Regions from separate parts of the Homo sapiens genome. Here region 2 is linked to region 1. Evidence: chromatin loops called from intact Hi-C (ENCODE). Cell type or tissue: mammary epithelial cell. All regions are shown on one strand. Links, peaks and the distances in the headings refer to the core of each region. The heading gives the core; the rest is flanking DNA.

Evidence for each region. A loop is a pair of places that touch in the nucleus more often than their neighbours do. Peaks named below come from ENCODE experiments on the same cell type or tissue, not always from the same donor. Only the 100,000 strongest peaks of a DNase experiment are listed, where the experiment ranks them.
Region 2: it touches region 1 in a loop (2.5-fold over the local background); 1 of 110 quality-filtered maps calls a loop at or near these places.

What each region holds. Positions count from the first base shown.
Region 1 is chr1:114,086,365-114,101,360 of GRCh38, forward strand. SYT6 (synaptotagmin 6) reads right to left here. Exons shown (of 8, transcript NM_001253772.2): 5 at 12,730-12,901; 6 at 11,363-11,513; 7 at 7,371-7,439; 8 at 2,928-5,718. The coding sequence ends at 7,422. Among named protein-coding and RNA genes, the nearest start is that of SYT6, 60 kb to the right of the region's middle. RefSeq lists an enhancer at 5,507-6,008. In mammary epithelial cell, for the core only: a CTCF peak has its summit at 7,383 (motif pointing right); a DNase peak (open chromatin) is centred at 7,497; H3K27ac peaks cover 475 bases.
Region 2 is chr1:113,994,786-114,009,781 of GRCh38, forward strand. It overlaps the pseudogene RPL13AP10. Among named protein-coding and RNA genes, the nearest start is that of OLFML3, 23 kb to the left of the region's middle. In mammary epithelial cell, for the core only: a CTCF peak has its summit at 6,802 (motif pointing right); no DNase peak of the experiment used is centred there.

The DNA.
Region 1 (14,996 bases), core at 3,735-11,734:
TACTTAATGCCTTTGAACCATACAATTAAAAATGGTAAATTTTATGTGATGTATATTTTACACAGTTCTTTTCAAAACATCAAGGGCCGAGCTGATGGGAGACAAAAAAAGAGTTGGGGCCCTGCAAACATAGGTGGAAATGGACTTTCGTGAATCGAGTTATATTGAAGCAACTTGGATTCGCTTGTTATGAAGAATCATTTTAGGAAGCCCTTGATTGATCTGTTTCTGTTCATCAGCATTTGCATCAATCAGCCTTGCTTGGGCACCTCTCCATCATGATTCACGTCACTTTCTTTTCCCTTGACCTCTAAATGCTGATGGTTCCTGAAGAACCTCTTTTTAGGCTCCCTCATCTAGTTGTACTCGCTTAGTTGTACTCACTTGGCAGCGTCAGCCTCCTGTCTTCACATTGCTTTGTGGTGCAAGGTTTCTATAAACTAACATCTCACACCTGACCTCGCTGCCAGGCTGCGTCTTGAACTGCAGCTGTCTGCTAGACATCCCTCCAGCATCTCAAACTGAGTTTGGCCCAAATGGGACTCATCACTTTTTCTTGCTCTGCTGAATTTCTGGTTCCTGTGGAAGGCATAGAACACTTAGTTTCCAAGGTATAAAAACATCCAACACTTGGGAAACCCCCTTTCCTCTCCCTGTCTTTCAGATGAGCTCAGCTGTCAGTGGTGTTGCGTTTTCCCTCTGTGACCATCAAATTTTTTAAAAATAGAGATGGGGTCTTGCTATGTTGCCCAGGCTGGTCTCAAACTCCTGGGCTCAAGCAATCCTCCCACCCTGGCTTCTGAAAGTGCTGGGATTACAGGTGTGAACCGCCACATCTGGCTGTGACCACCACATGTTGTACAGGTACTCTGCCTGTGTCTGGGTCAGTCCTACACTCCCTCTTGAGTGGACGGCCACAACTGCCTGCCCATCTCTTCACCTCCAGTCTCTCCACATGGGCTTGCTGCTATGAACCAGCCAAGGGAAAGCTGGGGAGAGGCTGGTCCTGTTCCTTCTACTAAGGAATCAGACCTCTGGATAGGGCTCACCCTGAAGGAGAGCAGGATGTGGCACAGATCATAAAGTCCCAAGTGGCTTCTGGCTGATAAACAGCCCAGGGAGGAAAGCCTGGTTAAGTGGATGGGATGAGGCTGCTAGACTGAGTCTCAAAGTCAGAGGAGCAGGTGCCAAGCCACCAATGGAGGGTGGGGCAGCAGGTCCACCTCCCAGTGGAGGCAGTCGGCAAGAGCTACACAGGGGCCAGGTCTAGAGTCTGGTGGGTTGGGGCCAGGGCTGGGGACAGCAGGGCTCCATGGGCAGAAGTCCTGCACTCTGCCTGGGCTGACTAGTGCAAGCAGGGTAGCACTTGAACTCAGGGGGTTCACTGTCTCCCCTAGATTCAGGGTAGTGGCAGCCCTAGGAATTCTGGCTCTGGACCTTCACTTGTGTGGGCCCCTCAGTTTGCAATATGCCTCCTCCCCACAACTTCCACACTTCCAAATCCCACTCAGCCTCAACGCCTAGATCAGAGCCACTTCGCACCTGAAGCTGCCACTCATTTTGCTGAGCTGGGATGTTCTTTGTTGGACCTCCATAGCCTTTTACTTCACCTCCCTAACTGCATTTCCATTTTCTACCTTGAACTATTGTTACTCAGTGCCATTGTACTAGACTAAAAGCTTTCTGTGGGCAAGTCATTTGACAATGAATAGAACACATGGATGCCTGTGTTTGTTAGTGTTTCTGAATCCATCGTTCAGTAGCTGTCAGTCTCCACAGGCCTGTTTACATTCACTGTGGGTCTTCCCAGGTGCTGCTAACTCAGTATTTCCAGTTTTTCTTTCCCTGGGGAACTCGAGCCTTTTTTGTGAGACTCTATCAGTAGTTCTGGCAATGGACTGTGAAGAAAAGTGACGTGTTACTAGAGCATTTAGGCCAGTAGGAGACCCTTCCAAGTGCTCTTCTCCCTTATGGGTGGCAACTAGCAGTGTTTGAGATGTCAGCTGCTCTGTCCTCCTGAGTGCCCCTGAATAAATACGATGAGCAAAGCTCCTAGCTGACCTGTGATAGCTGAGCAAGGCTCCTAGCTGACCTGTGATGGGCGCCTATCATGGATGAGAAATAGGCTTTTGTGGTTTTCAGCTACTGCAATCTGCAGGTTGTAATTGCAGCATAGCCCAACCCATACTAACAGACACAATGACCCCTTTGGTTTATCAGCTCTAGATGTGACCAGCACATTGCCACATCCTGCTGGCTGCTGGGTGACCTGATGGGAAGCCACTGGCAAGGGGAGGCTGCCTCTTCAGGCAGTAGAGTGCTGCTCTCAGCAGTTCAGCTCACTGGGCCTCTCACGGTGGAGCACCCCTCATTCAGATGCAGATGTGCAGGAATGGACGGTCCCTTCCACTCCCCTCTCTACGGACTGCTCTCTAAATTAATTAAAAGCTGCAGGCGAGCAGAGAGATATTCTATTACATTAGAATGTTCTTTTTTTAAAAAAAAATGTTGAGGCTGCAATAGTATTTTCCCATGGCTTTGCCAAATTGTGTTTTACGATGGTTAGCAGGATTCTCTACTGGTGGGTGACAGCATCGTACTTCCCAGATGTGTGTGGCCCACTTCCCTAGGGGAGCTTCAGCATCTGCAGGGGTTGCTTGTTGAGCTGAACAGCTGAGGGAACAGCGGAGCCCTGTGCGCCAAATGATCTCCGAGCCACAAGCCTGACAAAACACAGGTGGATTCCAGCCTGATGAGGTACACAGGTATTCCTTGGACAGAACAAAAAACAAACAAGCCGTTCTGCTCTACCTCTGATAGAAGGGAAGTGGTTATCCATGTGAAGCAAAGATTGAGAAGAAAAGCTTTGAGATGTCCTGTGCGTGTGTTGACTGCTAAACCCCAGGAACATAAAATGACAAGAGAAATGGGCAAGAGACAGAGATTTAATTGAATAAAAACTCCAGGCTGTGACACGGGTGGGAAGACACAAACGAGTAATTAACAACATAATATTTTAAATGACAGTGCAATTAATTAACGTCCTGGGTAAGCGCAGAGGGGGAGGAGGGCGTCTTTCAGCCCGGAAACACTGCTAAATAAAGGAGAAGGGAACTTTTCATGTTTTTTAAAAAAACCTATGTGCAAATGGCCCTGGTTATCACAACTTCATCAAAGCTCACAGCAACAACCCGAGAGGTTTCTCCGGCCAGAGAAAGCCAACAAATGGATCAACTTTGTATTTCATTTTCTTCTTCTCTGTGAGGGAAGAGATACTGGGCTAGATAATGAAGTTGGCAGATGTTCAGGTTTCATTCATGATTCAGGCTGAGGAGTAGTCTACCTTGAGGGTGCTGGGGATGAGGCTGCAGGAGATAAAAGCCTCCCTGGGGTGGGCTCCCAAGCCTGTAGGAATTGACCCAGACTGCTAGAGCAGCAGCGGTTGCAGTTGGCCAGGGTGGTGTGGGGCTGGCTAGAATCTGTTCAGGACATGATTTTCTGAAACCACTGGGATGTTCACTCATGGGAGATAGCTGCTTGGATATAAGAGGAATGTCTCAGATGAGCAATACTATTGTGATTCACATTGATCACACTCCCTTCTCCAAGAGGTTAGAATGGGTTATACTCACCTGCCTAAGGGTTTAACGATGACAGCTGGACATGAATTTTGAGTTCACTTCCAGAAGGACCTTCTCACACTAATTTCTGGACTCCTTATGACCCAGGGAACTCAGTTGTCTCCTTTGTAATGGCAAGGCCTTCAGCATCTGTTCACTGACGGAAACGACTATCTTGATGGGGTCAGTCTAGAGTCAGAATCATAATGAAGTCTGTCACCTGCCAGGAATCTTGTCATGACCTTGGGTTTTTTCTCACTCTCAGGAGAACACCCAAATGTAGGACTACCAGACTAGGAAGGCCTGTCAATGACAAGATATCTGGGGAGAAAAGTCATCTTTACACATGAGTCCCTAGCCTAAGGCTCAGTACAGGGTGGAGTTTAGGTTTATCTACATTTACTTTTCTAAGCAGAAAATTCCTTTTGCCACAATATCCTGTTAACTCATGCCCAACCTGGTCATTTTTAGGGCTAGAAGATACTATGCAGCGTTCTATCAGCAGAGAAATCTGACAACTTGGTTTAAAATGAGGGATACTTTATTGGTCGCTGCTCCTCTACCATGTAGCATATATAAAGAATAAGACACAGGTGTGTGAACAGATTTTCTGTTCTTGATTTTCCACTGTTAAAAGAAGGGGTTCTTCAGCAGACTTGCCTCTTGCAAGTAGTACACACAGCTCAGGAAACTGGCACTGTGTCGCCACAAGTCGAAGTAGAAACTCACCTCCATGCGCTTACTGGGGTTATACAAACTGAGATTGAGCAAATCAACCTGGTTTTAGGGGTTGGTGGGAAGACCACTATTAACTCAACAGAAATGTGCTATTACAACACAGAATAGTTCAAACAATTTTTTTTTTCCTAAACTGAGTTTGGCCTAAGGTAAAGATCTAAAGGAAACAAGAAACCCTCACAACCACTGAAACAAACAACACTGAAGTACTTAGTAATTTATAGAACTAAAGTTTAAGATGAATATTGTCAAAGAGCCAAAGGGGCTGAAATAGGCTTACGCTGACTCGGTTTCAATCAAAAACATACTCTTCATAGAAAGATGGACTCAAACTGCTATTTGGATTTCAAAACTCCCCATTTGGAAAAGAACATTTAATCTAGGTTTTTCTTTAATCTGTTTAGGCATTTTAAACAGCAGCTTGATACTTCATGGAATTATAAAGCTATGTATAATGCAGAAATCATTCCAGAACATATGTTTCTCTCTTACTTTACAATCAAGATTATTTCTGAGGACAAAGATCCTGTTTTCAAACAAATGTGATCATTAACTGTGGCGCATCAGAAAACATATGGCGTGTTTAGTTTCGGCTGAACTGAATCATTCCTAAAGAAAGTGACTAAGTTCCCATGAGGAATCAAGACGTTTTCAATTCATGGGGAAAGCCAGCGAGGAAGGGGAGCGAGGAACCCTGCACATCAGCTGAAGGCTCACAAGCGCCTCAGAGGTCTTGTGATTTCAACACGGGACTGAGGGTCCCAGCGTGGTTTATGTCCTGCCAGCGAAGAGCTTCAAAGACTAGTAATTCACCTCACAAAGGCTCTTCCATGGATTCACCCCATTCCTGCAGGGCACTGAAAATGCAGCCGCAGTCCCACCACGCCTCCTCCTTTTCCAGGGTTGTGGAGCTTGCTGGAGACGCAGCATTTCAGAAACTCAATCCACCTCTTTCCAAAAAACTGTACCTTGTATTTTCTAGAACCAACTTCTGGGCTTTCCACCCTTTGTCTTTTCCTACTCTTTTTTTTTTTCCCTTTTCTTACCAGCAGACCCATAAAAAGTGAAAAACCACAAAAACATCACCTTGGGAGACACAAAAGACTAAGACAGATCTGACCACATGACAAGTGTCTCAGCTTTGACCTACACAGGAGCAGGTAAGACTCTGGAGTGACGGACGGCTGCCGCTGCTGCCGCCACTGCGACTGCACAACACTGTTTAGACGGTTGAACAAGTGCAAAGAGAACATTGCTGAGTCCCATTTGTGTTATTTGGCTGCACATCTCATGGTGTTGGAGGTGGTTTCGGAGATGGGCACGAGCTCTCACTGTCGAAGCTAGCAGCTCGGCCCTGCCACTGCAAAGAGGAGAACAATCTGTTTATTAATTGCTAAAGGAATTTACATTTCAACTTGCAAAACTGAACTGGCCCAATGCACTGAATTCACCTTTCCTAGCTTCTCATAAGCTTTCTTGAATTTTGCTGTCAGCCATGCAAAAACATAAGGGAAACAGCTTAGAGCTTCTAGTTTGGAATACCTGATTTTCAAAAAGACCTACTGCAGAGATAATTAAAGCTTTCTTAACTCTCTCTCTCTCTCTCTCTCTCTCTCTGTGTGTGTGTGTGTGTGTGTGTGTGTGTGAGAATGAGGTGCTCTGACTGGGCCATTTCTGTGTGCTTCAGCCATTTTTCACACTGAAAATCATATTATGTTAGCAGCGAAAGAGGCAGTGTGCAGAATATGTCCTTACTGCCAAGAACCCATGGTCATGCATTATTAGCAATTTGTCTGGGAGCTGACAGTACAGCTAAAAATCTGATACTGCTTTAGCTTTGAGCTGTCTCCTTTGTTTTTCATTCTTCCTATGGGCATTTGCACCTGACTTGTGGAGAGGTAGAGGTGTGAGCAGACCCTTCTGGGCTTCTGCAACCCCTTTCTCCTCCCCAGTTCTCCTAGGTCACAGACTGCCTCCTATCAGCCTGACTCTAACCCTTCTGTGAAAGGGGTGATGTAATGAGGCGTAATGGAGTGAAGGACAGGGCTGAGGCTGGGTGGACTTGAACCATTCAATCCTTCTTTAACCAGTCATCGCTGCAGCAGTCATAACCCCAGCAATATTTACTGAGCAAAGATCTGACCCCATGAATATTCTTGACCTGCCTGGGGGCTTTATGTTAATAACTTCAAAGTGAGTCAGTGTCCACTGCTCACCCATCCTTGGAGTGGGCTGAAGAGACCCAGTACTGTCCTGGGTGTCTGCAGGACAGAGCTCCAGAGTTAAGAGGTAGGTAGGTGGTCAAGATGGCCTTCCTGACCTGGAAGTGCAGCCCCTTCTGCTTCTCATGAGCGTTGAGGGTCTCCACTATGGAGTGAGGGGGCTGAGTAGAAGCTGCTACTATGCATCATGCATACATGGAGGTTTGGGGTCGGGGGAGGATGTGGTTCTCCCTCAATACAGCCATTCCTAGAAGGGCCGAGCCACCTGAGGAATAGATCACTTTCTATCCAGCATCACCTGCGGAGTAGATGGGAAACCCATGAAGTTCAGGAAGGACCCAGACCTACTAAACTACCTTAATGCTTTCAATTCTAAGGAAAGCTTCTGTTACCCTTCTCTGGGCTCGGTTCTTCATGGGCTTCTTAGGACTCCCTGTTCAGGCCAGCTGAAGATCTTTATGACTAACCAAAGGCCAGACAATCAGGTACCGATGACCACCATTATGTGACCTAGACCTAAGCAATCTTAGCATGTCAGCACTGGAGGCAGGCTTGGAAGCTGATCCAGTCTAACCTTCTTGTTCTCGCAAATAAGAAAACAAAGACAGAGAAGTCAAGACACAGCTAGCTAGGGGCAGAGCCAGAACCCGAAACCAGGTCTCCTAACACCCAACCAAGTGTTCTTTCCACTCCATCCTGCTGCTATCTCAGCATCTGGCCACACTAGGGGAAGAAGGAGACAAAAGGTAATAAGCAACCTAACGTCTTTGGGTCCACACCAGGTACTTACTCCTAACTCCAGGTGGCAGTCTCTCTGCTTGCAGCATCCACGTGAATGAAATCACAACCGAGGGTTTCCCTGGTGAAATATTTTAGATAAATAAATGCCTGGTTGTTGAGGCCACTGTGGCTTCTGACTCAAGTGTTTCTTAACCAGAAGGTGACAACACATGATTACTAATGCTCTTATTTAACAGACCTTCATTTTAGGAGTTCTACTTTTCTGTTACAACCTTTACTGTTGGTGAAAGGTACATTATAATCACTGGCTTCTTCCCTGAGTAAGCATGCCACTTAAACAACCTGACTGATAGGCCAGGTCAGAGGAGAAAACATAAAAGGACTACACAGAGTGTCTTTCTTCCTTTATGTAACAGCCCAAAGAGTAGTAGCAGGGAGCATAACTGTTTATCTAGAACAAATGAAGAAGGAACACTGGCTCCCCTGCTAGTCTGAGTTTTCCTATGAAGATAAACAAAGGGAGGAGATGGGGTTTGTGGACAATGGAAAGGCGAATGATTCCAGGAGGCTTACAGTGGCTCTGAAATGGCAGCATACCTGTCCCCAGCACACAGGGAGATTATTGTTTCAGAATGCCTGTGTTCCAGTAAGGTCTTTTGTTGCTCTGAAATGGGTCACGTTCCAACAGAGATTTAACATCTCTGGCAGATGATCTGAACCCGGCCCCCGTAATAAAATGCCTTGGAGAAGAGCGCTGGTCAACTCTGTGTGTGGTAACAATGATGACACATGGCTCTGGGCTGAGAGGGAAGGGGGCTGGTGCTGCAGCTGGGAAAGGCCACTTGTGATGGCTCAATGAATTTTTATTTATGAAAGAATCCCAGCAGGGAAAGACACCTTTTCAGTTAATTTGTTCCCCTCAGCCTTATTTTGAGCCCCAAACAAGTGAGCAAGTATAATGCCCTCTGTTCTCATTAATAAAAAAGAAATGATCACAGCACTTGAAAATCCCTTAAGAAAGGTTCAAGATAAATACAGAGGGCTTTGCGGATATGATGCCATTTATCTTCCCAGGAGCTGGAGGAGATTTCTTTATGATTATACAAATGGGAGATACAAGTTTCAGGAGCAAAGTTCTTGCTCAATATCCAGAACGGGAACGAAAAGAAGGCAGGATGTGAGCTCTGAGGATGAGCGGGAGGATTGCCTCCAAGCACAATGCATCGCGTGGACACAAGGTGCTTACTTAATGTCAGCCCTGTGGGGGTTTACATGCATTTTAATAAAGATATTTAAACTGTGGGCGCTAAATGTGTCAGTGACAATTTTAAATAAACGTGAACTATGGAAATCCCAGGTTGCTGAGACGAGTGTCATTTTTAGCTTCTTGATATAGAGAATGATCAGCTGAGCAGAAAATGGCAGGATCGTGCGTGGGGGAGGGGGCATTCCTGGGAGCTTGGCCTGCAAGGTCAGGAAAAAAGTAAACCCAAAGGATATCAATTTATTCTCTTTTTGTTTTCCATATACTGTTACTTTCCCATTACTGTCTCATCAAATATTCATTTTCAAGGGCTTGATTCTATTTTATCTTTCTTTTGTAGTCTGAACCAGTGAGTTAGAGTTCTCAAAGAAACAGGGACTTGGAATCAATTATTTGGCTTAATTAGGTTATATTCATCATGAAGGAGAGTGATTCTGGGGCCAAGTCCTGGCCCATCTGTGGTACTCAACACCCCACCCCCAGCTGTAGCCGCTGCTCTGTCACTTTCCATTTTCCACAGGCAGGCCCAGCCTGGTAACAGGGATGGGTTATTGCGGATTGAAGATTAGAAAGGCAGTCACAGCACAAGATGGGGGCTCACGGGCCCAGCCATTGCTTAGGGTCAGAGTTTCCTAGAAAAGCAAAGATGGGAAGGGCTTATCCCCTCATTTTACCAAGGAACCCAAAGACCAGAGTGGGGCAGTGAGTTTTCTTTTCTTTTTTTTTTTTGAGATGGAGTCTCGCTCTGTTGTCCAGGCTGGAGTGCAGTGGTGCGATCTCAGCTCACTGCAAGCTCCGCCTCCCGGGTTCACGCCATTCTCCTGCCTCAGCCTCCAGAGTAGCTGGGACTACAGGTGCCCGCTACCACACCTGGCTAATTTTTTGTATTTTTAGTAGAGACGGGGTTTCACCGTGTTAGCCAGGACGGTCTCAATCTCCTGACCTCATGATCCATCCACCTCGGCCTCCCAAAGTGCTGGGATTACAGGCATGAGCCACTATGCCTGGCTGGGCAGTGAGTTTTCTAAGGCCCTACAGCCGACCAGAGGCCTCTTAGCTCTCATTCCATGCCCTCCCCCTAAGCCACCCTAAACAGTTTAGTATACTTGTTCTATTCTTAAATATCTCCAAAGGAAGATAAGTGGGGGAGGAGGGGTGGTGGGGTGGATGGGGCTGTCATGACCTCTCCCTGGGTTGAACCAACACAGCCTTCAGTGAGGTGCTGGATGCTGTCTGCAGGTTGTCTAGCGTTCTGCCCAGCAGTGCCTCCTGTATTGTGGGCTCCTCACCCACACTCTGCAGAAAGGTCTTTCTGGAAAAGAGGGGCAGGGGCTCCCCTGGGGGAGCTGAGAGATGAGGGACTGGCCTCACTCATTAAAGCTCCACAGCTATGGGACAATCAAGGCACCCACAAGACAGAAATATGAAGCCTCAACTGCCAGAAACTTTGCTTCTTTTTATCTCTTGATGCTGCCCCAAAGGTCACAGGGCAGGAGCTGCACAGAGCACATGCTGCCTGTCTAGGGAGGTGATTCAATTAGCCTGTCCTCCATCCCCCAACAACTGAGGTCCTTATCACCTATGTTTCCATGGGTCCAATCCCCTTGGCTCTCAGGCTCTCCTGAGACACCTCAGCCTGCCAGAAACAGGTGGAAATGGGCTTGTCCTCCATGAGAGGGCAGGGAGCCGGCAGGTTCTATGGGTTTGCAGACCTGACTTCTCTGCATCATAGAGTGTGGGGAGGGGATGACTCTGTTTTGAAGGTGACTCCAATTTTAAGCCGAGGGGCCATGCAGTGAAAGGGATAAAGCTTTATTTTGTATTAGTAGAATTTCCAATTTATACAGCTCTCTAGACTTGTTAGGTTTGAAGCCTGTTAAGATGACAGAATATTCATCCAGCTTTCTAGGATACAGACCGAGGTATGAGATATTGTGAGTGAGGTTTAAGCCTTGTTTGGTCACCCACACTTCCAATCCATTTGAGAAAAAGCAGGCCTGGGGACCACCACGGTGATAGAATACAGGATCCTAAGTCGGTGGGATTCAGCGGAGGGTGGAGAAGTTTGCAGATATTACTCAAAGGGATATTTTCTTTGCAGTTGAGGGAGAAGTGACAGGGTCAAGATTATACAGCAAGTCAGGAGGGGCCAAGATTGCAGCCCAAGTCTTGGGACTCCCAGCCCAGTGCTGTCTCCATTACGTCTCTGTTAGAACCCAACGCAACCCAGCTCCACAGCTTTAGCCAGAAAGCGTGACACCTTGAGGCCATGCTCCCTTCCCCAACAAGGGCAAGAACCAACATTCATAAGAGGAGGAATCTGCTCTTTGGCATCTCTATCCAAGCAGTGAAAACTGCCAAGTGACTTCCTTGCTTGAGCCTCAGGGAACTTACTGTTCTGACAGGGGTAGAATGTCTTGCCAAGCTCTGATCTCACCCCCTTGGGGCTTTCTCCTAAAGGACAGACTTGGCCAAGGGCTTTGTGAAAGCATTTCAGACCTGGCACAGTGGTCTGCTGGGAAGTCTTCTTCACAGTTCTTGCTTTCCATTAAGAACTCAGTGTTGCTTTCAAAATGCCCAACACCAGGGGCTTTGTGTTGGCAGCCTCCACCTTCTTCCTCCATTTCCTTTTGGCCTATTACACACTGGGTAAGAAGCATGTGGCCCTCATGCCCACCTTTCCACAAAAGGCCGAGGGTGTCACTGCAGCTGACTGCCATTCTCCAGCCCACACTGCCATGCAGCAAACATGCCAAGGGCCAGGTGACCTCACCCACCTCTTTGAAGGATTTCTTTACCTCCACCAAGGAGTGCCAGTGTGCGATGGGCTTCCGGGGGTATGCCAGCATCTCGTTCCAGTGGTCCCTGCCCAGGCCTTCAGCAGTGATCCCCACACGACAGACTCCTATGATCTCATTGTGGCCCACTCTGAGGGAGAAACAAAAGTCCCAGCACTGGCTACCAGACATGCCCTCAGAAAAGGAGGTCCAGTGTGGGGGGTGGTAGGACTCTGCCCGATGGGTCTAACTCAGAACTCTGAGCTCTGAAAACAGATGCTTGGCAGGGCTTCTGGGTGTCAGTGGCGGTGAAGCCTTTGCCTAGTCCCCTTCAGTGGACACTGGACACAGGCAGATGAGCAAAGGTTATAAACTTGTTTGGAATCTCAAGAAGTGGTGGGCAGATAGCCTGAGTATGCGAGGTGAGACAGTCTAAGTCTCTTCACTTATTTGACCCCGCCAACACATTACAACCTCACTGAGACATCAGTATTTGCAAATAAATCGACAGTCTCTGAGCACCATTTCTCCAAAACCCCAGTGGCTGGAATGTGATTTATTCACTCGGTAAGAACATCAATTATCTCTTAAGTATGTTCGTCAATACTATGCCTGAGAACTTGGGCTGAAAGTCCTGTATTGAGGCTTTATTGCATGGTTTCTTTCTCCTTTAGCTAAAGTGACAAGTGGAGAGAAGAAGTTATGGGGACCAGAGTAGTTGAAAAATGTTTTTGAGCCAGCCTAGATGGAAGAGCAGGATGAGTGGAAGAGACGAAAAATATCTGAGGAAGGGGAGATCCGATTGGATGGATATGCTGGGTCCAGATTAGGGAAGGCCATCAGAGTCCAAGGGAAAAGCCTGGATCACAGGAGCCATTGATGGTTCTTGAGAAGGGCAGGTCCAGGAAGAAAGCTGTCATTTAGGAAGATGTGTCCTTAGTATGTTGACCGAATTGTGGCAGGAATTGATGGAGGCAGGGGTCAGCTAGGAGGCTGCACAGCCATCCCAGGGTGACAGTAGTAGCAACAGCAGAAATAGAGAGGATAGAGGGGCATTTCAAAGGCCAGATAATAGGACTTGGTGCCAGATGGAAGAATGGGAATAGCAAGGGGTGAATTCAGGGAAACTGATGGACAGAGCTGCCCCTGACGGAGATAGGCCAGTTGGGAAAAGAACTTTGAACCTTTGCTAAGGGAGAATCTATGCTCTTCCTCAAACTCCTGCACCCTTCTTGGGTACAGATAGATTTGAGGCCTGAACCCTAAAGCTGAGCCCTGAATCACAAGGTCTAAGGTCAAGGAGCCCTGTGCTGGTGCTGGAGTGGGAGTGAGGGGTAGAATTACGTCCCTCTAGGACGCCTACCTACCGATCATAGTCCATGACTGAGATGAGCAGGCTGACTTGATCCATGTTTTCCGGGGGAATGTCAAAGATGATGGCCTCATTGTAGACAGGATTGAGAGTGTTTTTCTTTATGGTTGTTTTCTTCTTCTTCAGCCTCCGCCCATCACAGAGCAAGGACACTTTCACATAGGGATCTGTGCCAATGGGGACAGAGAAAAGGGAATGGAGTATGTTAAACAGATGTCTGCAAACATCATTTGCAGCAAAGGGACCGAAGCCCTAGACCTACTGCTGCTCATCAGATGGTATCAGTGGGTTGTTAAAATAATTAAACCACCTTGTATTTATGTAGCACACCTGTCTCTGAGGACACTCTGTGCTTAATAAATGCAGAGTCTTTAGCTACCTCAGTATTCTTGGGAGAGCGCCTAATGGACTTTTACTAATGGGGAAGCTGGCCCCATATCAGACATGACACCTGCCGATAGGTATGCAGTTCACAGCCCTAAATCTCAGCTCGTCAATCCCTGGCTGACTCAAAAAGGTGATGAGGCTGAACAATGACACTATTTCTTTTACCTATGTGGAGTACTATTCTTTGAGTGGCTTTTTTGTTTTACCAGAATTACAAACCAAAGGATAAAGGTTTTGGGGCGGGGTAAAAATAGGACTCAACAATGGCCAGGGAGACACAATGTGTCAGAGTGAAATGAACAGCAACAATCACAATGCTGTTCATGTCCTCCCCACCTGACAACATAATTTTGGGTCCCATTGTCTCAATAATCCCATTTCCATTTGGCATCTAGAAGGCGTGAAGTGGCCCTGCTCTCTGCTTCCCTGGAAGCCATTTCCTGCCCACTTCTGGACAGTGGAGAATGAGGGAGCTGTGGCCCGGGGAGACTCAGGGCAGCTGGTTGACATTTCCTTTCTCAGTGGGATCTTGGATTCTCTCCATCCTGCAAAGAGATGCTTTTATTGAACTTCCATGTGCCTCCCATCCTTTTGTTTTCTTTAGTTTTCTGAATGGGTATTTCATGGTCATCTTTCTACCCTGAAATTTTCTACTCACCCAAGTGAAGTGAAACCTAGTGTATCTCATAGCACAGGTGTCTCGGTCACCATCATAATTGTTATTTATGCTGCACAGCTCAAGAAATGGGAGGGCGGCTCACAGGTAATAATAGCTTTCGAGACGCTGATGTGCTGAGACACCTTGTTGCCCAGAAGCCAGGGCTCCTGTGAATCTGTCAGGAGGTGCCAGCCAAGCAGCTGCTCCCCAGCTCTGTGATTCATAGGCATATGGTTCTATCTCCTGGACATCGAGCACCCACTAGGGCCCTGTACTCCCTGGCATCATTCAGATGGCAGATGAGGCACACATCCCTGGTGGAAATTAGGGAGAACTGTGACACCTGATCAGAAACTCCAAGCCTGAAAGGCATTTTTGTAGACACCTAAATGAGCTGCCGACTAATCCATGTGGCAGCAGTAGCTATGCCTTAACCATGGGGAGATGAGGTTGGGTTTATGGAGAGACCATGAGGTGTTTAATCAACCTGCTGTCTCAAACTACACATTTGAAAGGACCCTCTCTTAGGGATTTTCAGTAAAATGGAAGTAAGAGTTTTGAGAACCGGCATGAGGCTCTGGTTTCCACAGATTCCATTCTCTATGGATATGCCCCAGGACATTATTCAGGTTCAGGTAGACAGATGGGCAGAGCTAGCCCCAATACCTGTCTTTAACACAGCAGCTTGCAAAATCCATAAGGATGTACCTTTTCTTGCAAAGTGGCTCCAGACTTGAGGTTGCTCAGGTGCCGCCTCATTCCCCTGCTCTACCTATTTCCATACACTCCCACATCAGGGCAGATTTCCATATCATGAGGCTTGGAAAAATAGAGGCAGAGCCACTTGTCCCATGGGCCACTGAGCAAATGTCTTAGCAACCTTCCCCAACTCTGTTCATCCTTACAAGGCATATCCATTTTTTTTTAAGAGACAAGGTCTTGCTGTTTTGCCCAGTCTGGTCTTGAACTTCTGGGCTCAAGTGATTCTTCCACCTCACCCTCCCGAGTAGCTGGGATTACAGGCATGAGCTACTGTGCCTGGCTGATATGAAATTTATAAAATTCAGTGCACATATTTCCCTTGCAGGAACCAACACTTTCACCAGCATCCATGAAGCCAAGCAGACAGATGACCGTTCCCTAGGCTTTTCTGGGGCAAAAGTCTGCGGTTTCTAGTGGAATGCTGGCCCCAGATGATCTTGGAGGTCCTTTCCTCT
Region 2 (14,996 bases), core at 3,300-11,299, 92 kb before region 1:
AGACTAGACCAAGCAGAAGAAAGAATGTCTGAACTTTTCAAAAGGCAGGCCTTTTGAAATAACACAGGCAGATGGAACAAAAAAGAATAATGAATTAAAAAGAATGAAGAGGCCGGGTGTGGTGGCTCACACCTGTAATCCCAGCACTTTGGGAAGCCTAGGTGGGTGGATCACTTGAGGTCAGAAGTTCAAGACCAGCCTAGCCAACATGGTGAAACCCCATCTCTACTATAAATACACAAAGCAGCCAGGTGTGGCAGTACATGCTGTAATCCCAGGTACTTGGGAGGCTGAGGCATGAGGATTGCTTGAACTTGGGAGGCAGCGGTTTCAGTGAGCTGAGATCACGCCACTGCCCTCTTGCCTGGGTGATAGAGTGAGACTCCAGTCTCAAAAAAAAAAAAAAAAAAAGAATGAAGAAAGCTTACAGGACATAACTAAGCAAACAAAATTTTATGTAATGGGTGTTCCAGAAGGAGAAGAGAAGGGAAAGGGTGAGGAAAACATATTTAATGAAATCATAGCAGAAAACTTTCCAAGTCTTGGGAGAGAGATGGACATCCAAGTCCGGAAAGCTCAAAGAACCCCCAAATAGATTCAACCAAAACAGGTCCTCTCCGAGGCACATTATAGTCAAATTGTCAAAAGTCAAAAACAAAGAAAGAATTCTAAAAGCACCAAGAGAAAAGCATCAAGTCAGTTATAAAAGAATCCCCACTGGACTAACAGTGGATTTCTCAGTAGAAACCTTACAGGCCAAGAGAGAATGGGATGATATATTCAAAGTACTAAGAGAAAAGAACTAGACAGCCAAGAATATTATACCCAGCAAAACTATTCTTCAGAAATGAAGGAGAAATAAAATCTTTCACAGATAAGCAAAAACTAAGGGAATTCACCACCACTAGATTGGCCGCATAAGAAATGCTCAAGGGAGTCCTACAGCAAGTGAAAAAATGATAACCACCATCATGAAAACATGTGAAATTCTAAACTCACTGGTAGAGCTGATACACAAAAGAGAAAGAACGGAGTCAAACCTTATCACTACTGGCCAAGCATGGTGGCTCACATTTGTAATCCCAGCACTTTGGGAGGCTGAGGCAGGAGGATTGCTTGAGTCCAGGAGTTCAAGACCAACTTGGGCAATATAGTAAGACACTGTCTTAACAAAAAAAAATAAAAATAAAAAAAATAAAGAAAAAGAAAGAAAAAATTAGCCAGGCATGGTGGCACACACCTGTGATCCCAACTACTCAGGAGGCTGAGGTGAGAGGATTGCTTGAGCCCAGGGAGTGCAGGTTGCAGTGAGCCATGATTGTGCCACTGCACTCCAGCCTGGGTAACAGAGCAAGACCCTGTCTCAAAAACAAAGAAACAGCAACAACAAAACCCTTATCACTATAGAAAACCTTCCAACTGTAAAAATAAATAAGAAGACAGGAAATAAGGAACAAAGGTTACAAAAAATAACCAGAAAACAATCAATAAGATGTCAGGAGTAAGTCATCACCTATCAATACTAACTTTGAATGTATCTGGATTAAATTCCCTATTTAAAATATATGGATTTGTTGAATAAATTTTAAAAAGCAAGACCCAACTATATTCTGCCAACAAGAAACTCACCTCAGCTGTGAACACACAGAGAGACTGAAAGTGAAGGGAGGGAAAAAGGTATTCTCTAAACTAGAAACCAAAACCAAACAGAAGTAGCTGTAATTATATCAGACAAAACAGGTTTCAAGTCAAAAGCTGTAAAAAGGGGCAAATAATACTAAAGGGATCAATTCAGCAAGTGAATATAAAAATTACTATATATGCATCCAACAGCAGAGCACCCAGCTATATAAAGCAAATGTTATTAAACCTAAAGAGATAAAGCTCAGTACGATAATAGCTGGGGACTGCAACACTCCACTTTCAGCATCAGACAAATTATCTAGACAAAAAGTCAATGAAGAAACATTGGATTTAAACTTCACCATAGACAAAATGGACCTAACAGACATTTACAGGATATTTCGGTCAACAGCTGCTGAATACATATTCTTTTCATCAGCACACGGAACATTTTCCAGGACTGACCATATGTTAGGACACAAAACAAGTCTCAAACATTTTTTAAAAATTGAAATCATATCAACTATCTTATCTTACCACAATGGAATAAAACTAAACATCGATAACAAGAGGAACATTTGAAACTATGCAAATATATGAAAATTAAAGTACATGCTCCTGAAATGAAGAAATGAAAAATGAAATTTGAAAATTCCTTGAAACAAATGAATATCGAAACACAATATACCAAAACCTATGGGACACACAAAAGCAATATTAACAGCCAAGTTTATAGCAATAAATACCTACATTAAAAAACTAGAAAAATTTCAAATAAGCAATCTAACAATGCACCTCAAGGAACTAGGAAAGCAAGGACAAACCAAACTCATTAATTAGTAGAGGAAAAGAAATAATAGGCTGGGCATGGTGGCTCACGCCTGTAATCCCAGCACTTTGGGAGGCCAAGGTGGGTGGATCACCTGAGGTCAGGAGTTTGAGACCAACCTGGCCAACATGCTGAAACCTTGTCTCTATTAAAAATACAAAAATTAGCCAAGTGTGGTGGCACACGCCTGTAATCCCAGCTACTTGGGAGGTTGAGGCACGAGAATCTTCTGAACCTAGGATGTAGAGGTTGCAGTGAGCTGAGATCGCTCCACTTCACTCCAGCCTGGGCGATAGAGTGAGATTCTGTCCAAAAAACATTAAAAAAAAGAAATAATAATGACCAATGAAGGAATAAATAAAATTGAGACTAAAAAAATTTTTGTTCAGAGTAACAAAAAGTTGGCTTTAGCTGGGCATGGTGGCTCATGCCTGTAATCCCTCTCTACTTGGGAGGCTAAGGTGAGAGGATCACTTGAGGCCAGGAGTTCAAGACCAGCCTGGGCAATACAGTAATATAGTGAAACCCTATTTCGAAAAAAAATGTGATTTTTTTTTAAAAGATAAACAAAACAGACAAACCATTAGCTAGACTAAGAAAAAAAAGAGAAGACCCAAATAAATATAATGAAAAATGAAAAAGGAGATGTTGCAACAGATACCACAGAAATACAAAGGTTCATTAGAGGTTATTATGAATAGCTACACACAAATAAATCAAAAAACCTAGAGGAAGTGGATAAATTCCTGGACACATACAACCTACTCAGATTGAACCAAAAAGAAACAGAAAACTTGAACAGACCAATAACAAGTAACGAGATTAAATCAGTAATTAAAAAACCTCCCAAGAAAGAAAAGTCCAGGACTGGATGGCTGTACCGCTGAATTCTATTGAACCTTTAAAGAAGAATTAATACCAATTCTCAAATTATTCCAAAAATTGAAACAGCCAGAATTCTTCGTAATCATTCTATGAGGCTAGCATAACTCTGATACCAACACCAGACAATAATATAACAAAAAAGAAAACTTATTTTTTTTTAAGGGAAAAGGTAGGAGCTAGGCAGAGACTAAAGATGTAATGGAGAAAGAGGAGAATGAAACGAGCTTGCTTAGGAGGAGGGAGGAAGAGGAGGAAGGAGAAGGGACAAGGCTTCTCAGAGCTCAGAGCAAGGGGACAGATAGCAAGTGGAAACAGAGTTTATGTCAGAACAAATCCCAATCTTGTTGAGAAGGGAATAGTAAATGAACTGCAGAGGGAAAGAGGATGGGAAGTGGTTCAGAGTCTGAAGAGAGAAGAGCAGGATGTGAATTTGGCGTGAAGCCAGTAAGAGATCATTGAAATATGGCAGAGAGGAAGCGAGGAGCCGCTGGAATCTGCAGTGCACCCACAGCCAGTCTTCTCATTGCCAGCATCTCCGTTTTCTCTTCCTTCTGGACAATATTTGTCAACTACTAACAACTAGCAGCTGCTTTTTTTTTTTTTTTGAGGCCTTACTATGTGCACTTGATAGATATCTTCCCAATTCACAATTACTTGTAATTGTATGATAGGTTTGAAGCAGAAAAGAGTTAAGGATGTTGGTTGGTGTAAGTTTTCTATAAGTAGGTACCATGTGGTGTGGCTGCTCAAAATGATGATACTCTTTAGGCTGCGTTAGTAGGAGCACATTAGTGTGAAGGAGAGCAAACAGTCCTGTGTTATTCTGCTCTGGTCAGGCCAAAGAAGCAATGTTCTTTTCTGTCCCAGGTAAGGGTGATAATCATAACTGCTACTATTCATTAGGCACCTACTATGTGCCAGCTCCCGTGAGATGCTTGCATGCATTCTTTTTAATCCCCAAAACAATCCCAAGAGGTAGATAATATGATCTTCATTTTACAAATAAGAAAACTTAGCCTCCAAGAGTTTCAGTTACATGCCAATGTCCTTAGAGAAAGGAGAAAAATAACACCTACTAAAGAAAGACCTAAGGAATAAGAGTGGTATCTTCAAGTAGCAGAAAGGCCATCATAAGGCAAAGGGACAGTACTGGCCCTTTTTGATCTGGCCATAAAAGGTAGAAATAGGCTCAATGGATGTAAATCACACAAAAAGAAGTTCCACTTAACAAAAGGAAGAACAGTCAGCCATATGACAAAATGTTTTGTGTTACCTTTGGTGGTAGTGAGTTCCCTGTTACTGGAGGTGTTCAAGCAAAGGCTGAATGAATGTTGGGCACAGCTGTACAGAGAATGCAAGCATTAGATGAGGAGTAGAACTAGATGCCCTTCTCGATATTTTCCAACATTCAAATTTTGTTTATATTTTTTAGCAATATAAAAAAGAGGTCAGGTCAAAAAGGGAAGAGGTTCAAAGACACCGGAATGGCTGGCCATGTGGCAATCCTCCACAAGCTGCAATTAGAAAACAAGAGGGGTTCTCCTGGCCATCGGGATGCGGAGTAGAAGTGAGGCTCTGCCTCATTCCGCCCACCCCTAACTTGGCTTCCGGTGAAGTCTCCTGGAGAAGTTAGAGGCAGAAGTTTAGTGTGCACGTTTCTGCCTAAGCAATTCTGCAACCATTTTTCACCAACTCAGGCTCAGGCAGGTGGCTGGCTATGGTTTGTATCTGATTTGTTTGCATTTCTGTGGCAGGCAGCTGCTGTGACTGGTTGCAAAGGGAGAGATTTGCTTTGCACCTAATTTAATCCAAGGGTTAGGTAATGAGTTTGCTCCCCCTTAGAAGAGAGGAATCAACATGCTTCTTCCAATCTTATCTGTGCTTGCTTATTAGCAGGAGGGCTGCTCTGTGGACCTTGTTAGATCTCCAACGCATGTGATCACTACTCAGGGGTGATTTACTATACCTCCTGATATTAAAAACCCCTGAGCGAGACAAGAGAAATGAATAATGCTCTGTAGTGAATTTGTTAATGAATTTTCTTTCTGCACCCAAAAAGAAGAAACTGGAAAAAAAGGATGTTGGACCAGAGAAAGACCATAATTCTCTGCAAGTCAGGGTTCTTGATGAGTCTAGAGAGAAAATAATCAGAAATCTTTTTTTTTTTTTAAAATCCCATATTCCGTTCTAGTTAGGGATTGTCATTAATTTCAGGGTAGAAGATAGCTTGGCATCTTTCTGGTATTCTTAAAATAGAATAAATAGGCAGCCAACCTTAAAAAAAATAAGAGGTTTTGATCTAGGGTTTGAGTAATCTGGGCTGGCTTCTGATTTGCATATATATGTAATAAAGTATGTCCCTGTTCCCAAGGTTGATTGCTAGGAAGCTGAATTCATGAAGAATGAAACTCTGCTCAGTGACAGGTGAGGAGGCAGAGGGACTTCCTGTCAACTCCTCCAGGTGTGTACCTGTCTATAAACCCTCACCTGCTGGGTCAGGGTGTCTTGCTTCAAACTTGTGACTAGGGCCAGCTTCCTAGGCATGTGGCCTGTGCAGGTGCACAGAACCCTGCACTTAGAAGGGGTTGAGCTTAGTTTAATGTTCTGCTGTTGCTGTCTTGAAATTCTTAATTTTTGAAAAAGGAACTCCTTATTTCCATTTTGCACAGGGCCTGGGAATTATGTAGCCGGCCCTGACAGTTGATTTTTCATTGTCAATGGCTCTGTCTTGCGTTCATCTGCCCTTTCCCAACTCTGACCTTTTCTCAGGGGCAAAGTGATGTTTGCTCTAAAAGCATACATATCATGTAAAAGTATGTGTCTGTCTTTTAGGAAGACAATTTATTGCTTTTTATACCCTATTTAGAGAAGTAATACAGGTAAATTATAGGAAATCTGAAAAGTACGAAGAAGAAAAAAATTATCCATATACCCACCACACAATGATGTAGCTTTCTAGACTTTTAATACATACTTCTGTTTTGTTCTGGCTTTACATCATTGGAAATATCAGAAATAATGTTTGGGAAAATGCTTTTTAAAGATTACTAACATAGCATGAGAATTTCCCCCATATCATAATTTTTTCTTCAAAAGTTTTTTTGTTGTTAGCTACATAGCATTCCACTACACAAAAATGCCATCATTAACTCAAATGATCCCTTCTTTTTGGGCCATTTATGTTTACTACAAATAACACTGTAAAGATAACACTTATATACGTTAGAAAACCAAAAAAAAAAGATGATTTGTTTAGTTGTTTATTTATTTTATTATTTATTTTTGGGGGAATAAGCAGTGTTTATTGGGCTCAGACCAGGAGTCCATGGGTCTTGAGGACCTCTGCGTATCTGTCAGTTTTCTCCATGTTCTTTGCTGCCTGTTTCTGTGGCCTTAAGAGCTGCTTTTCCTTCCCTGAGTAAATCCTGGCCTTTTCCTTCCTCTCCTCCTGCAGGTGGCTGTCACTGCCTGCTACTTCTAGCCAGCTTCGTGAGTCAGGCACCCCAGGCAGGCAAACTTTCTTGTAGGCTTCAGACATACCACCTGGAGGGCCGCAGAAACAACCTTCAGCTGTTTCTTGTCGCAGGGCCGTGGGATCCCAGCACACACCTTGAGGCGGTCCTGGGAGGCTTGGCCTCGCGCGGTCCAAACCAGGTATATGGGGGCCCAGGAAGGGTGGGGGTCCGGGAAGGGTTGGTGTTCATCCACCTGTGGAGGAAGGCCAGGTACTTCACCTGGTTTCTGTAGAAATTGCCAGAAATGGGCCAACATAGTGAAACCCTGTCTCTACTAAAAATACAAAAATTAGCTGGGCGTGGTGGTGCGTGCCTGTAGTCTCAGCTACTCGGGAGGTTGAGGCAGGAGAATTGCTTGAACCTGGGAGGTGGAGGTTGCAGTGAGCCGAGGTTGTGCCACCGCACTCCAGCCTGGGTGACAGAGCGAAACTCCGTCTCAAAAAAAAAAAAAAAAAAAAAGAAAAGAAAAGAAATTGCCAGAAATTCTGATGCCCTCGCTGTGCACGACCCCCACCCTCCGGCCCAGCAGTGCCTGCTTAGCCACGATGGCCCCCGCGTCCCCAGAGGTGGCCTCGGCCTCAAGCACCAGGACCTGCCCCTCACCCCTACGCCATCTTCGATAGCCGCTTGGGGAAACAAAACAGATTATGCTGGGCGGGTTGAATTCCTAGAAGTAAGACCTTAGACATACATTGCCAATTGCCCTCTGGAAAACCCTTCCAATTTACAGTGGCTACGGAAGGAAGCAAGTGGGCGAAGGAGACGTGGAGGAAAAGGAGTTCTGCTTGGTGCTTTGGGCTCTGTGGGCAACAGCCGACTTTCTCTCTCTTTCAGTACTGGTTGGGGTGCACTGCAGTGATTTAGAGCAGAACTCGCTCTTCCACAATCCAAAATTCTTTCCTGGAAGTGGCGTGTCCCTGGCGCTCTCCTGTCCCCACCAGCGCTGAGGCGGGTGGGAGCTCCCAGGAGCGGCTTCACATTCAGTCGCTGCAGGATCACAGCACTGATGCCCCTGCAAAGCTGCCACTGGGAACATTTTAGTGTGCTGGGCTTGGTTTAATGTCACCGTGCTCTTTCCAAAGTCTCCTGAGGGGAGAAGAATAGCATTCCAAGCGTGATAGTTTCTAGTGAGGGTCTCTAATGAGGAAAGAGAGCTGCAGAGGAGGCGCTTGCTCCTGGGCAGCTGCTGCTGTCTCCCAGATTCATTCTGAATGTCCACGATCCCTGCGTTCACAGAACGAGTCTGCTAGTGGCTGTCATGATCATTTAGGCTTTTATTTAGGCTTTGTGAGGGGGGATGTGACCAGTTGGTCTGTTTACTACGGAGGCCTTGGCCTGTCTCTGTGGGAGGAGCTACCATATGCTGCTGGTGGGGCAGGAGCTCTTCACATCTCTTTGAAACGCAAGTTGCAAAATCTCTGCATGTTTCTACTCTGGGTCTGTGGCCAGGGTGACTCCCAGAGACTGGCTTGTGCTAGTGGGGAGAGGAGAGGGGAGGAGTGTGTTGGGGGAGGCTGGGTTGAGAAGTGACATTTACAGACCAGCTGTGCAGCAGACCCCAAGGGATCCTCAGCCCCTGCAAGGCTTCCTTTGACCCTGTGGGTCTGGGGCAGGGAAGGAGGAGGGCCAGGGGTTCTCTTTACATTTAGCTGCCCCGGTTCTTCTTTGCTTTGGATGACCTTCTCTTGATGTGGTGAATTTCCCATCTGCTAGAGATACACAATTTCTGACTTCCACCGTTTTCCTTGAACTTCTTTCTGCCTCTGCTCATGAGCCCTCTTCTTGCTACAGTCCCACTCCCCTCCATCATATGCAAGGCACTGCTGGCTCCAGGGCTCGTGTGGGAGGTCTCGCACACACACAGGTTGGACCCACACCGGGCTAGAGCCACCAGGGACAAACCACTGGCCTTTTGGCTCCTCCTCACATGTTCCCCTCCCACTTCCCCTACCCCAATCCCCATGGGAAGAACAAAAATCTCTGGTCTCTGCAGCCCACTGTGAAGAATGTCATCTGAAGGGAAGCCACACTGCCAGCAAAGGAAGTGGCCTCCTGCCTTCCCCCGCCTATGGTTCTGCCCCAAGTCCACTTAGTAAACAAAAACTTCTTAGATTGGAGTCTGTGGATGCAGTCTTATGTTCTGCTAGTTCTCCAAGCATTGCTGGAATTTCGACTTTTCAATTTTATGATAAGCTTTACAGAAACTCATACCATTTATAAAGACAAAACTGAAGTCTGTGTTTTTGCATATATGTTTCCTGGGATCCTATGAAAATTTTTCTCCTTTAAAAGGGACTGAATTTTAGACAAGTTTGAGAAATACTGCACAGTGCCTCCAATGATAACAACAGCCTTTGTTGAGCCCGTAATCAATGGTAAACCCTGTGCAGCGGCTCCTTTCGCTCCTCCAGTAGCTAGGCATCCCCTTTTTCCAAAAAAAGGAGAGCAAAGCTAAGAGACAAAATGGCTGGCCGGTGCCACACAGGCCAGGAGGCCAAGATACAAATGCCAGTCTGATACCAAAGCCCATACTCTTAATTTTATGAGGCTCTCCCTGTGGGAGGCATTGTTCTAGGCAGTGCAGGGATGAGAGTGGAATGTGGTTGTAAAAATTAACTCCAATATTCCTGGTCAGTTAGTTTGTAACCCACGAGAGGATATAACACATATATACATGTAACTAATAAAGATTGGACTGTGACTACTGCTAGAAACCAAGTGCTAGGAAGTGCCTAGGAACAGATGAAAAGGCAAGTTTTAGCTTAATGGATTGGGTTCGAAGAGGGTAGGATCACTCATTTTTAAACCAACGTTTGATTGAGCTTCTATTTGGTGCAAGGAATTGTGCTGAGCACTGTCCTGCCTTCAAAGAGCTCTACTAGGGCAGACAGATGAATGAATGGACAATGACATATGCACAGGATGGGGAACCTCCTGGCGGGGGATGTTCTCCTCTCCACCTCAGGCTGGTTAGGGAAGCACTTGAGCAGTAGCAGAGAGGGAAGGTGTATTAGTTCATTCTCGCATTGCTATAAAGAAATACCTAAGGCTGGGTATGTACAAAGAAAAGAGGTTTAATTGGCTCACAGTTCTGCAGGCTGTACAGGAAGCATGGCACTGGCATCTGCTCAGCTTCACGTGAGGCCTCGGGAAGCTTTCAATCATGGCAGAAGGCAAAGGGGGAGCCGGCATCTTACATGGCAAGAATGGGAACAAGAGAAAGTGTGAAGTGGGGAGGTGCCGCATACTTTTAAACAACCAGATCTTGTGTGAACTCACTCCTCACCAAGGGGACGGTGTTAAGCCATTCATGAGGGATCTGACCCCGTGATCCAAACACCTTCTACCAGGCCCCACTTCCAACACTGGGAATTACATTTCAACATGAGATTTACCGGGGACACAGATCCAAACCATATCAGAGGGGAAAGGGGATGTATGCTGAGTGCAGAGGAAACAGCTGGAACAAAAAGGGAGTGAGAGGCTGTGGGCCGCACAGGGAATTAGAATCAGTCCTCCATTACCCAGGGCAGGGGGCGTTGCTTGGGTAGTGGCTGTAGAAAAGTGAAGGAGATAGGCCTAAGTGCAAATCACAAAGTTTTGAAGCTTTAACAGGGAAATAGGCAGTTTCTGGCAACCTGTTGAAGGTGTTAAGAATAGGAATTATAAAAAGTTAACAGGCTGGGCAGACACCTGAGGGAGGCCAGATAGGAGACTCTTGCAGTAATGCAGGTGAGAAATGGGGAGATCTTAGTTACGGCTTCTTATTGCACTCATGGTAAAGGCCCAGAGCCATTCCAAGGACCTATCAGGCCCCACACAGGCTGACCCGTTATCTCCAGCTAGTCTTCTCTGGTTCAGCCACACTGATCCTTAAACAAGCCAGCCATGTCGACCTCAGGGCCTTTGTGCCTCTCTCTGGAATGTCTCCTTTCCAGGGAAGCCTTCCTAGCCATTTTATTTAAAGTAGTCCCCTACCCTCAACTCCCTGTTCCATTTCCATGTTGTAGTTTTCTCCATCTACCTCACTATAGCTTTTACTTCTTTGTTTATTTTCTGTCTCCTTCCAGTAGAATGGAAACCCCTTGAGGGCAGGTATGTGTCTGTCTTGCTCACTGCTGTCTCACCAGGTGCCTTCAGCCTGGCACATAGTAGGTACCTATAAATATTGGCTAAATGAGTGAATTATTGAATTTCATAGGTGAAAGAAAAAATCCACAAAGGCAGGGGTAGTAGCAGTGGGGTTGAGAACAGTGAAGAGGTAGGGAGAAATTTAGGAGGGATTGTGGATGACAGGACCTGGGATTGCTGAATGTGGGGGGAAGGGAGAGAGGAGTAAAGGGCTACTCTTAGGTGTCTGAGCTCCAGCATAGGGTCAGTGGGGGGCCATTTCAGCAGCTAGGAGACTGGTTTGAACTATGTCCGGCTGGGTGTGGTGTCTGTTGCATGTAATCCCAGCACTTTGGGAGGCTGAGGTAGAAGCATTGTTTGAGCTCAGGAGTTCAAAGCCAGCCTGGGCAACATAGTGAGACTCCATCTCTAGTTAAAAAAAAATAGCCAGGCATGGTGATATGCACCTGTAGTCCCAGCTACTCAGGAGGCTGATGTGGGAGGATTGCTTGAGCTTAAGAGATTGACACTGCAGTGAGCTATGATTGTACCACAGCACTCCAACCTAAGTGAGACCAGGATCGAAAAAAAAAAAAAAAAAGTGAGATCCTGTCTCAACAAAACCAAAAACAAAAAAAACAAACTATGTCTGGAGGATCCCTGGGAATTTCCTGGAGCCACTTTGGGGAACCATCAAAGGGAAGAAGGGTTGAGCTGAGGAACAAGGCTCCAGTCAGAGAAAATCAGTATTTATTTTGTTTTTGATTTTCTTGTTTTGGTTTGGTTTAATTTTTAAGTCACTGAGATCAGAAATTATAATAACTTATAGTTATTGTGTTCTTACAATGTTCTGGATATTAGGCTAAGCATTTAAAACTAGATCTTCTCATTTCCTCTTTATGACAATTCTATAAGGGTGACACTATTATCCTCTTTCTACAGCCCAGGAAACTGAGGCAGAAGAGAGATTAAGTGACTTTTCTAAGGTCACAGAATTAGTAAGTGAAGAGCAATGCAATTCCTGAATCCATAGTCTAAAGAGAGAAAATAGACAATGTATGGTCTGGTGGAGAACAGAGTATCACCCTTATTACTGATGATAGCAGTGTCACTCAGTTTTCACACTGCTATGAAGATACTACCTGAGACTGGGTAATTTATTAAAAAGGAGGTTTAATGGACTCACAGTTCTGCATGGCTGGGGAGGCCTCAGGAAACTTACAATCATGGCAGAAGGAGAAGGGGAGGCAAGGCACGTCTTACATGGCTGCTGGACAGAGACAGAGAGTGAAGGGGAAGTGCTACTTTTAAGACCGTAAGATCTCGCAAGAACTCACTATTACAAGAACAGGATAGGGGAAACCACCCCTATAATCCAATCACCTCCCACCAGGTCCCTCCCTCAACACCTGGGGATTACAATTCGAGATGAGATTTGGGTGGGGACACAGAGCCAAACCATATCAACAGCTGTCACATCTAGAGCAAATTGAGGTTGTTAATGTCCATTCCAGAAACCAAGGTGAACAGGCTCTCAGGGTTGGTGCCTGTCTGGTTTCCAGCCAGGTAGACTCCAGCAGGAGCACCCTGCTCAGGTCGGTCTTTCTGACAGGTAATGAAATGTCACAGCAGAAAGAAGAGCTCCCCGCCCCCCAAGGTGTGCATGAGGGTGTGCTCCTGTTGAAAGTGTGGTGCTGGGTGGGGAGAGTTACCGAAGATGGAGAACAGTGGCTTGAAACCAATAAAAACCAACTGCTGGGAGAAACACTCACCAGTTTCTGAAGATCTTAAACAAAGGACCTAAACTAGGAGATGGCAGACAAAATCATCAAAAAGAAATGTGTCCACTGGGGACTGTGGGGAGCCCCTGCCCCATCTGAAGGGCAGCTGCTGCCCTGGGCCAGCCAGTTTTTGCCACCAGGGGATGTGGGCTCAAGGTTGCTTCATTTTTCATTTTTTTTTAAAAGCCAGGAATCTGGATTTTTGCGCAAAATCATCTGACTTTTAAACGTTGCCGAAACTCCCAAAACCGTATGTGGTCCAAACCAGTAACCTCACAGGGCCCCATCTGGCCTGCACGCCGTGGTTTGTGTCCACTGACAAGGAATCTTAACCTCTTTGGGCCTTGGGAATCTGATGAAAATGTTCAGGCATTTTCTAGGAAAAAGAAATGCCTGAACAAACACATAATTTTGAGTATCATTTCTGGGTGTCTCTCTGCCCCCGGAATCATCCTTTTCTAAAGGCACACTTTGTAAAGGTAAGAGGGCTTCTGAGCAAACCTGAGGTCTGGGAAGGTACAAGCTGACAGGGGTATCTGGGTTTGTCCCACATCTGAATGAAACAGTGCTGTTTGTTGGAGTCAATATGTCCACATCTGTTTGCTTATGAGTCCTGCTTTGTACCCAACTTTCCTTGGCAGTCTTGGTTAATTCCCTCTGTATCAGTAAGGTTGCACAGGGGAGCAGGAAAGAGGCCCAAGAGGCCTGGATACTGGTCTGGAGGGGGCAGAAGAGCAGACATGAAGGCAGTGAGGGAGGCTGGATGTGGGGGGTGGGGGATGGGGGGGACTTTAGAGCTAGACTTTGAAGCGTTGATAGAACTAAAAAGAAGAAATAAATTATTTTTCTGATCTTGGACAAGGAGGAAGGACATGGATTTAAAGTTGGATGCCCTAAATGCCAAGACTGTCTGCATCTAGGACAGGTATTACATGCAAGAGGCTCTCCTTCCAGCCAAGCATGTGCCCTAGCTAAGCTCCTGCACTTTCACAGGAGGCTGACAGCCCATCTCCAGCCCAGCCTATTAAAGAATAAGGCTGCCCTTAATTGGTAACAGGGAGGAGCTGAACCCCATGTACTTGTCAGCATAACACTGAGCTCCCTGCAGCTCAAAATTTACCAAATGCTTGGTTGCAAAAAATAGCATTAATAGAGATAAAAGACATGCATTCCCACCGTTCCTCTAGATTCCATTAGTCTTATTCACAGATAAGTCAGACCTTCAGAGACTTGAACATATGGTTTTGGCCTCTGGCTGGCTAGCTCTATTGAACAAGGCTGAGCAGTTATGCCACTGGCCTCCCTCTTTATGTACTTATCATTAAGAGAATTAAGGATGAGGTTCAGTGTGTCAGGCAAATTTCCACTTTTTGAATACTTGCGTGGCAACCTCCCAGATAGCCCCCAGCAATCCTTGCGTGTTAGTAAGTCATGCCTTTGTGTAGTCACCTCCCATATAGAATAGGGCTGACCTGTGGAGCTATAAGATATACCAGACATGATGGAATGTGACTTCTCAATCTAGGTCATGAAAGGAATTGTGGCTTCCACTATGTCCTTTCCTATACTGCCCACTCAGGAGGAAGTCAGCTGCCATGTTGTGAAGACACTCAAACAGCACAATGGAGAGGTCCATGTGGTGAAGAACTGAGACCACCTGCTAACAGCCAGCAGTGTGAGCTCACTTGCCAGCTGTGTGAGTGAGCCATCTTAGAAGTACATCCTCCAGCTCCAACTGTTGTCAGCTTTTTTGGGATATCACTTTCATATCTCTAAATAACAAGCTTATATTGCTACTTTTTTCTGTTTTAGACATTGTCTATTTATTTTCCACTTTTCCATTTTTGTAGTGAGAAACAAAAATTACCACAAAACTTAGTAGGTTAAAACAATAAACATTTATTATCTCTCACAGTCACTTTCTTCATCTCCTCTCAATATATTATAGTGTAAATCTGATCAACATATATACTGATATACAGTCACATGCCACATAACAATGTTTTGGTCAGTGATGAACCACACAGACCACAGTGGTCCCATAAGATTGTAATGAAGCTGAAAAATTCCTATTGCCTAATGAGGTCAGAGTACAATGCATTACTCACGTGTTTGTGGTGATGTGGTGTAAACAAACCTACTGCACTGCCAGTCATGTAAAAGTCTAGCACATACAATTACATACAGTATGTAATACTTGATAGTTATAGGAAATAACTGTGTTACTGGCTTATGTATTTACTATGCTTTTAA